2 separate regions of the Homo sapiens genome follow, and region 1 is linked to region 2. Evidence: chromatin contacts called from ENCODE Hi-C or POLR2A ChIA-PET data. All regions are on one chromosome and are shown on one strand. Each heading gives the region's core, a stretch centred on a gene start or an enhancer-like site at or near the end of the contact. The rest is flanking DNA. Distances are from core to core; before and after follow the strand shown.

What was found. A loop is a pair of places that touch in the nucleus more often than their neighbours do. ChIA-PET counts read pairs that join two places held with the same protein, here RNA polymerase II (POLR2A).
Region 1: a map of heart right ventricle shows a loop between it and region 2 (5-fold over the local background). The contact joins two enhancer-like sites. A Hi-C loop is called at or near these places in 1 of 168 maps with a recorded cell type or tissue (heart right ventricle). POLR2A ChIA-PET finds 5 or more read pairs at or near these places in 1 of 52 experiments (BJ).

The regions. Positions count from the first base shown.
Region 1 is chr9:19,455,100-19,459,081 of GRCh38, reverse strand. No RefSeq gene overlaps it. Among named protein-coding and RNA genes, the nearest start is that of MAP1LC3BP1, 6.3 kb to the left of the region's middle. RefSeq lists enhancers at 1,203-1,342, 1,357-1,651, 1,246-1,841. Within about 2 kb of position 1,486, at least 6 of the 41 ENCODE cell types and tissues checked have a DNase peak (open chromatin) inside an H3K27ac peak, as active enhancers do.
Region 2 is chr9:18,236,852-18,240,745 of GRCh38, reverse strand. It overlaps a transcript of ADAMTSL1 not described here. Among named protein-coding and RNA genes, the nearest start is that of ADAMTSL1, 240 kb to the left of the region's middle. Within about 2 kb of position 1,830, at least 4 of the 41 ENCODE cell types and tissues checked have a DNase peak (open chromatin) inside an H3K27ac peak, as active enhancers do.

The sequences.
Region 1 (3,982 bases), core at 237-2,736, 1.2 Mb before region 2:
ACAATTCCAATTTGGTGCCCACCTATATGAAAACCTTTAACTCATTTGCCATAAATCCTCTGTGGAAAGAGAATTAAACCTAAGAGTCAAAAGTCCTGGGTTCACATCCTTGCAATAGCAGTGGTCAAAATACATTTCCAGTCGTACCCAAAACAGGAATAATGGTAATGCCAGCCTCGCAAAATAGCTGAGAGGAGTAAATGAGACCATTTATGTGAAAGATAACTTATGTGATGGGCTGTCAAATAAGGTTTGCTTGTAAGAAAATTCCTAGGGAGTCTACCAATAATATTCCTAGGGAGTCGACCAATTATTTCACTGGACTGAAATTCCGTATTATATGTGGCTCATGGTTTATCAGTTAAAGCTTAGAATTCTCGCTCCTCCCTGGTGAAAACTCACCACTCTCTCCTTCCTGCCTCCCTAGCACTGTTGATTCCTCTCCACTACGGGGATTTGGCAGAGTCAGTGGCCTTCTCCCCTCCCCAGATCTGAGCTGCTCCATCCGTCCCCATAACCCTCTGCAGGCAGCATAATAGGTAATACCACACAGACACTTGCTGAGTGTTGATTTAAATTAGATTCATCTTTAAAAAGATCTGAGTTATAATGACATTTGACTTGTGTAAATTGAGCTATTAATCCCAAAAGTTAAATTTCACTCCAGTGGATTAAAAACTTCCTCCAGACTGGTCGGTGGCTAGTGCCTTTTGGCCCAGCTACTAAGGAGGCTGAGGCAGGAGGATCGCTTGAGGCCAGGAGGTCAATGCTGTAGTGTGCCATTATGGAGCCTGTAAATAGCCCCTACCTTCCAGCCTGGGCAACACAGCAAGACCCCATATCTAATAAACAAACAAAAACACAAAACTTCCTTTAAATCACATCTACCTTAAATTGGTTTTAAATACAGCCCCTTTGTAACCTCAGGTTCCACATCCACCTATTCAACATGGATCGAAAATATTCAGGGAAAAAGAAACAGTAAAAAATCATAACACAACAATAAATAATAATACAAATAAAAAGCAACGCAGTTTAACAACTGTTTACACAGCATATACATTGTATTAGGTATTATAAGTAATCCAGAGATGATTTAAAGCACACAAGACGTGCATAGGTAATATGTAAATACAATGCTATTTTATGTATGAGACTGGAGCCTCTGGGATTTTGGTATGGGGGTTGGGGGGTCCTGGAACCACGAATACCGAGAGCCAACAACAGTATTTGCTTTCACATTGGGCAACCTCTAAAACACCCGGGGTGGGGGGTGAAAACTGAATTTCTAAGGGAAGAGAGGAGAGGAAAAGGAAGGGAGAGAGATGCTTGGAAAAATGCAGGGAAACATACCTGGGCCCAGAAAGAGATTACATAACTTGGCGTTTTGAGACAATTGGTGATCTCTGGGATGATTAGGAACTGGGAAGGGCTTCGCTTGCGCCACATAGCAATGCCTCAAAAACCCACAAGATGGCAGTATTACTCCAGGAGCGTCTCCGTCCCTCCCACCCAGTAGCTAATGGCTTTCTTTGTTCACAGGAAACCCTCTCTCCCAAATATCATCAGCGCCACTGTATGTTTTCCATTACTTCATGCTCCTGGCCTTACCTTCAGCCAGTTTCCTATCACTAGCCCGAATATAAAAATAAACTACTGTTATTTGTTACATCTTAAAAATAGCACTTTGGTCTCTGCTCTCAATTGCCAAAGCAGCTGAATCAAATGTTTTGTTTTAATGAGAAGCATAAAATAAATAAAAACCCAGGTGAGGGTGATCTCTTCCTTTTTGTGAGTTAACACCCAAAGAGAAGACTTCCCAGGTAAACTAGGTGTCGCCAGGCTGGAGACAGTTAGAGACAGAAGTGCCACTTGAGACAAGATAAGTTCTGGGAGAGAGGGGCTGCCAGCCCTCTTAAAACGGGGCCGGAAAGGAGGCTGAGAACCGGCTCTGGAGACAGTGGAGAACAAAATCTCAAATACCGTATCTTTTAAGTTCTTATTATGAAAAAATCCAACTATACAAAAGTAGACAGAACGGTATGACAAACCCAAACACCATCTTAAGAACTGTGAAACTGTAAACCAGGAAAGAGGCTGCAAGGAAAAAATCTAAGTTCCCAGTTTGTTGAGGAGCCCTAAGATGTCACTTGCCAGAACCCTGGGTCTGCCCACTCCAGCCCTTTGTAGTATAGTTCTTTAACACAGTCTTTCAATGTAATGTCTTTTAATGAAAAGTCCTTTAAAGAAAAGAGTGGGAGAGGCTAGCCCCTGAGCTCTGGTCTTCAAAGGGCAATCTGGAAAAGGGAGCAGGTGTGGCTGCATCAACTCCCAGCCAGACTCAGAAAAAGAGGTCACCCAAGAGGAGAAACAAATAATCCAGACTGTCGGGGAGAGAGGCACACACACCCGTGCCAGTGCCCCAAAAGCAGAGCTCTCAACTTCCTCAGCCACTGTCCCTGACCACAGCCTCAAAAAAGTTCAGTCCCGAAGACTGAGTAACCAATTTCAGCACCAAAAGGATTTGAGTGCTTGCTTAGTCTCCTGTTGGGCAGAGGCTGTTTACCTGGATGGGCTACTAGAGATGTCTGAACCCCCAGAAAATTATATACTGATTGAATGTCCCTTATCCAAAGTGCCTGGAACCAGAAATGCTTGGATTTCAGATATCAGACTTTGGAATATTTGCATTATACAGCATCCCTATTCCAAAAATCAGAAGTCTAAAATGCTCCAAGGAATATTCCCTTTGATTTTTATATAGGTGCTCAAAAAGTTTCAGGTTTTGGAGAATTTCTGATTTTTTATTTTTGGATTAGAGATACTCAACCTCTACATGGACGTTTTCCTACAGCTTTTATATTGCCAAACAACTATGGGGCCACTCCTTGTCCCCTCACCTCTGCCAGAAAAAAAAAAAAAAGTCTAAAAACCCACTGTAATGATACAGATAATGCTTATCCAGTCTTTCTTCTCTTACGATTTTTCTTTTTTTTTTTTCTTTTTGATAAATGGTCTCACTGTTTGGCCCAGGCTGGAGCACAGTGGCACGATCTCTGCTCACTGCAACCTCTGCCTCCTAGGCTCAAGCAATCCTCCCACCTCAGCCTCCTGCGTAGCTGGGACTACAGGTGTGTATCACCACACCTGGCTAATTTTTGTAATTTTGGTAGAGACAGGGTTTTACCATGTTGCCCAGGCTGGTTTTGAACTCCTGAGCTCAAGCGATACACCCACTTCAGCATCCCAAAGTGCCAGGATTACAGGCATGAGCCACTGTGCCCAGACTATTCTTCTAAATCTGATGATCTGTGAGTCCTTTCAGTTTAAAAAACTGCCACAGAAAATTAAAAGAAGTAGGTAAAAATTTTCCTGCTAAATTTATGATTTTAAAATGTCACGATCTTCCTTCTAGTGATTTGATGAAATCCAGCATAAATGAACTGTATTCTATATTTGAGATTTTTGGGTTTTTTTTTTTTTTTTGAGACAGAGTCTCGCTCTGTCACCCAGGCTGGAGGGCATTGGTGCAACCTTGACTCACTGCAACCATCGCCTCCCAGGTGAAAGTGATTCTCCTGCCTCAGCCTCCTGACTAGCTGGGACTGCAGGTGCGAGTTACCATGCCCAGCTGATTTTTGTATTTTTTTTAGTAGAGACGGGGTTTCGCCATGTTGGCCAGGTTGGTCTCGAACTCCTGACCTCAGGTGATCCACCCACCTTCCCCTCCCAAAGTGCTGGGATTACAGGCACGAGCCACCGCACCAGGCCTATATTTGAGATTTATATCTATATGACATGACTATAGAAGTTTTAGTAAAAATAAACTGTTCTTAGGTATTTTATGCTGGAAATATTTTCATGTGTTAATTTCACAGCTCTGAGAAGAAACCAACAAGGAACAACAATTACTTTACGCATTTTTAATAACAATGGTACCCAATTCATTAACAAATGAATTTAGGCAATGTGCTTTGCTCTA
Region 2 (3,894 bases), core at 581-3,080:
TTTCAACGTAGATGAAACAGCCGTATAAGATATGTTAGGGAGTACTCCCTCTGGAGTACTTTGATATCTTATATTCAATGGCATCTTATATTCAATGATATCTTATACTGAAAGAAGATGCCATCTAGGCCTTTCAGTAGCAGATAGGAGAAGTCAGTTCTTTGCTTCGAAGGACAGTCTAACTCTCTTGTTATGGGTTAATAGAGTGGTAGCTTTAAGTTGAAGAAAATGCTCATTTCCCATCCTGAAAATTCTAGGGCCCCTAAGAATTATGTTAAAACTACTCTGCCTGTGCTCTATAAATGGAACAACAAAGCCTGGATGACAGCTCATCTATTTATAGCATGGTTTACTAAATATACAAAGCCCACTGTTAATACTTGCTGCTTAGAAAAAAAAAAAAAGATTCATTTTAAAACATTACTGTTCATTAACAATGCACCTAGTCACCCAAGAGTTCTGATAGAGATGTAAGGAGATAAGAGTTGTTTCCATGCCTGCTAATACAACATCCATTCTGTAGCCCACGGATTAAGGATTAGTTTTGACTTTCACATCTTATTATTTAAGAGATGCATTTTGTCAGGCTAAAACTGCCATAGATTATAATTTCTCAATGGATCTGGGTACAGTAAGTGGAAAACCTTCTGGAAAGGAGTCACCTTTCTAGATGCCATTGAGAACATTTATGATTCATGGGAGGCAGTCAAAATATCAACAATAGTAGTTTGGAAGAAGTTGATGCCAACCCTAATGGATGACTTTGAGAACATCAAGACTTCAGTGGAGAAAGTCACTGAAGATGTAAAAATAGTAAGAGAACTAGAATTAGAAATGGAGCCTGAATATGTGGCTAAATTGCTGCTCTCACAATAAAACTTGAATGAACAAAGAGTTGCTTCTTATGGATAAACACTGATAGTGGTTTCTCCTTCTTTCCTTCTTTCTTTCCCTCCTTCCTTCCTTCCTTTCTTCTTTCCTTCTTTCCTTCTTTCTTTGAGACAGAGTCTTACTCTGACACCCAGGCTGGAGTGCGGTGGCATGATCTCAGCTCACTGCAACCCCTGCCTCTTGGGTTCAAGCAATTGTCATGCCTCAGCCTCCCGAGTAGCTAGGATTACAGACATGCACCACCACGCCCAGCTAATTTTTTGTTTTTTTCTATTTTCAGTAGAGACCAGATTTCACTATGTTGGCCAGGCTGGTCTCAAACTCCTGGCCTCAAGTGATCCACTTGCCTCGGCCTCCCAAAATGCTGAGATTATAGGTGTGAGCCATGGTGCCCAGCCAGATAGTGGGTTTCTTGAAACAGAATCTACTCCTGGTGAAGATGCTGTGAAGTCTCTTGAAATGGCAACAAATTACTTAAAATATTTCCATAAATTTAGTTCATAAAGCAGCAGCAGGGTTTGAGAGGACTGACTCCAGTTTTGAAAGAAGTTCTGTTTTGGGTAAAATGCCATCAAACAGCATCACATGCTACAGAGAAATCTTTTGTAAAAGGGAGAGTAAACTGATGTGACAAATTGCATTGTTGTCTTAAGGTATTATTACAGCTACCCTACCCTTCACCACCCTGATCAGTCAGCAGCCATAAACATCAAGGCAAGACCCTCCACTAGCAAAAAGATTAAGACTCACTGAAGCCTCAGATAATCATTAGCATTTTTAGCAATACTTTAAAATTAAGGTATATTCATTTTTATAGACATAATGCTATTATAAACTTAATAGATTACAGTATAGTGTAAACATAACTTTTATATGCACTGGGAAACCACAAAATTGTGTGACTCACTTTATTGTGATATTAACTTTGTTGCAATGGTCTGGAACAGAACCTGCAATATCTCTGAGGTATGCGTATATTGTGCATTTCAAAAGTGCTAGGAGAGTAAATTTCAAATGTTACAATTACAAAAAAGTTAACTATCTGAGGTGGTGGCTATATTAACTAGCTTGATTTAATTATTCCACATTAGATTCATAAATCATAACATCACTTTGTATCCCATAAATGTATACAAACATAAATCGTCAATTCACAACTTAAAGAAAAAAAGTTATGTCATTTGGTTCCTTTCAGTGCTCTCTTTCTATGATATTAGAGAAGAAATGGGAAAGAAAACTCATTTTTTTGGTGCCTATTACATGTCAAACCAGTGCTGACTCATCTCACCTAACATTCCTAATGACGCCATTCTAGCTTCATTTTACAAATGAAGAAACATATTCAGAGAGATTAAGTAACAGCTACAGTACACAGACTGGCACCCAGTTATGACCCCCAACCTCTCACCCTGCAAGCCCAGCTCCTTCCCCTACAACTCTGCTGCCTGCACAAAGGGATGTGATTCGAACTTGGCATTTCCTCCTCCTCCTCCCAAAATACTGAGTTACAGATGAGTCACTTACTCACTGCAAACAATGGATGGAGTCACTGTAAGTGTAATGAAAGAATTTTAATTCTTTTTCTTCTGTATTTCTATGACCCAGTTTCAAAACTATATAGGAGAATCTTAACCATTTCACAGAAATTTCCACATAGTCCTAAAACTCATTCATTAAAGCTCTCTTAAAAAAACACAATGGCAGTTACTCCATGAAAGGCAACAGTCAACATCTCCCAGACCTCTGAATCTAAGTCAGAACTGTGGACAAAAAGTGGCTTTCTTAAGAGAAATATCTAGAACCCAGGTAAAAAGTGGTTCTTCAGGGAAAGTCATTGAAGCCCCTCCCTCCAGCCTCTAGAGGGCAAAGCAGTGTGAGCAATGGCATTCTGCCTCCTCTGCCATATGCCCTAGTGTGCCTGGCTTAGTCCACGAAACGTTCAAAGAACGAACCAAGGAATAATCATGATTTTTAGAGAAACAATTGCATTTAATTTTGTTTTGTCTTAACCACAGGATGCATCAAATACAGAGTTTGTTAAAAAATACTGACAAAGGAAGAAAACAGTGTACAATTAAGTACTGATGAATTATGTAAAATGGGATGGGATAATTTAATGAGGTTACAGAATCTTTTCAAATGCATCAGAGCACAACAAAAAAAGATTCAGTTGACTACTTAAGTTTTTCTAAATAGTAATGTTTCACTTATATAACATAGAAGAAGTAAATCAAGTATTTGTATCTCAGAGGCAGTCAGTATTGGTTTTCTATATAACAGGACGTTGTAGATTTATTAGGTTTGTATAGTAGTGAGCTTTCTCTGAAATCCTCTAAGTGCTTTATCCACAACATTTATACAAAGAAGACAAAAACACTTCTCAAAATGCCAAAAGCAACAAGGTAAACAGGAGAGCACGGAATATGAGAACAGTGAGAAAATAAGAACAAAAAATATAGATGGAAATACATCTATAAGGGCCAACACAGAGTGAATTGATTCATTCTGTACACAGTGCCCCTGTGTATCTGTAAACATCACTGTCATGTTCTTCCTCCTGAGCTGGTAAACAGATGTGCCAACTACAAGACACACAGTGGTCATTCCAGGGACTTAAGCAGCCAGGTGGGCCCATCTCCCACATTGGAGAGCTCATGGTCTGCCATGTGGGACACAGCTTCTGACACATGATCTCTTGGAAATCTGTAGAGTTTAAGATTAAAGAAGAATTAAAGAAGTACATTAGTGATGTTTGTTTATTGTCTGGATCTATTTTCACTTGGAGACACAAAAAATGTTACTAAATATTTATTGGGCAGCTTAAAAATGTATAGGGCAATAGTCAGGCTCTGGAAAAATGTTATCTGTGTAAAGATTCTGCCCCTTACATTGATATAAAATATGAAAATTTTAGCAACATGTGATTCAGTAATTGTAGGTGCACATAAATCTGGAAGTTTCCTGAACCAGATCCTTTGTATTTCTTTAAGATAAGACATTTAT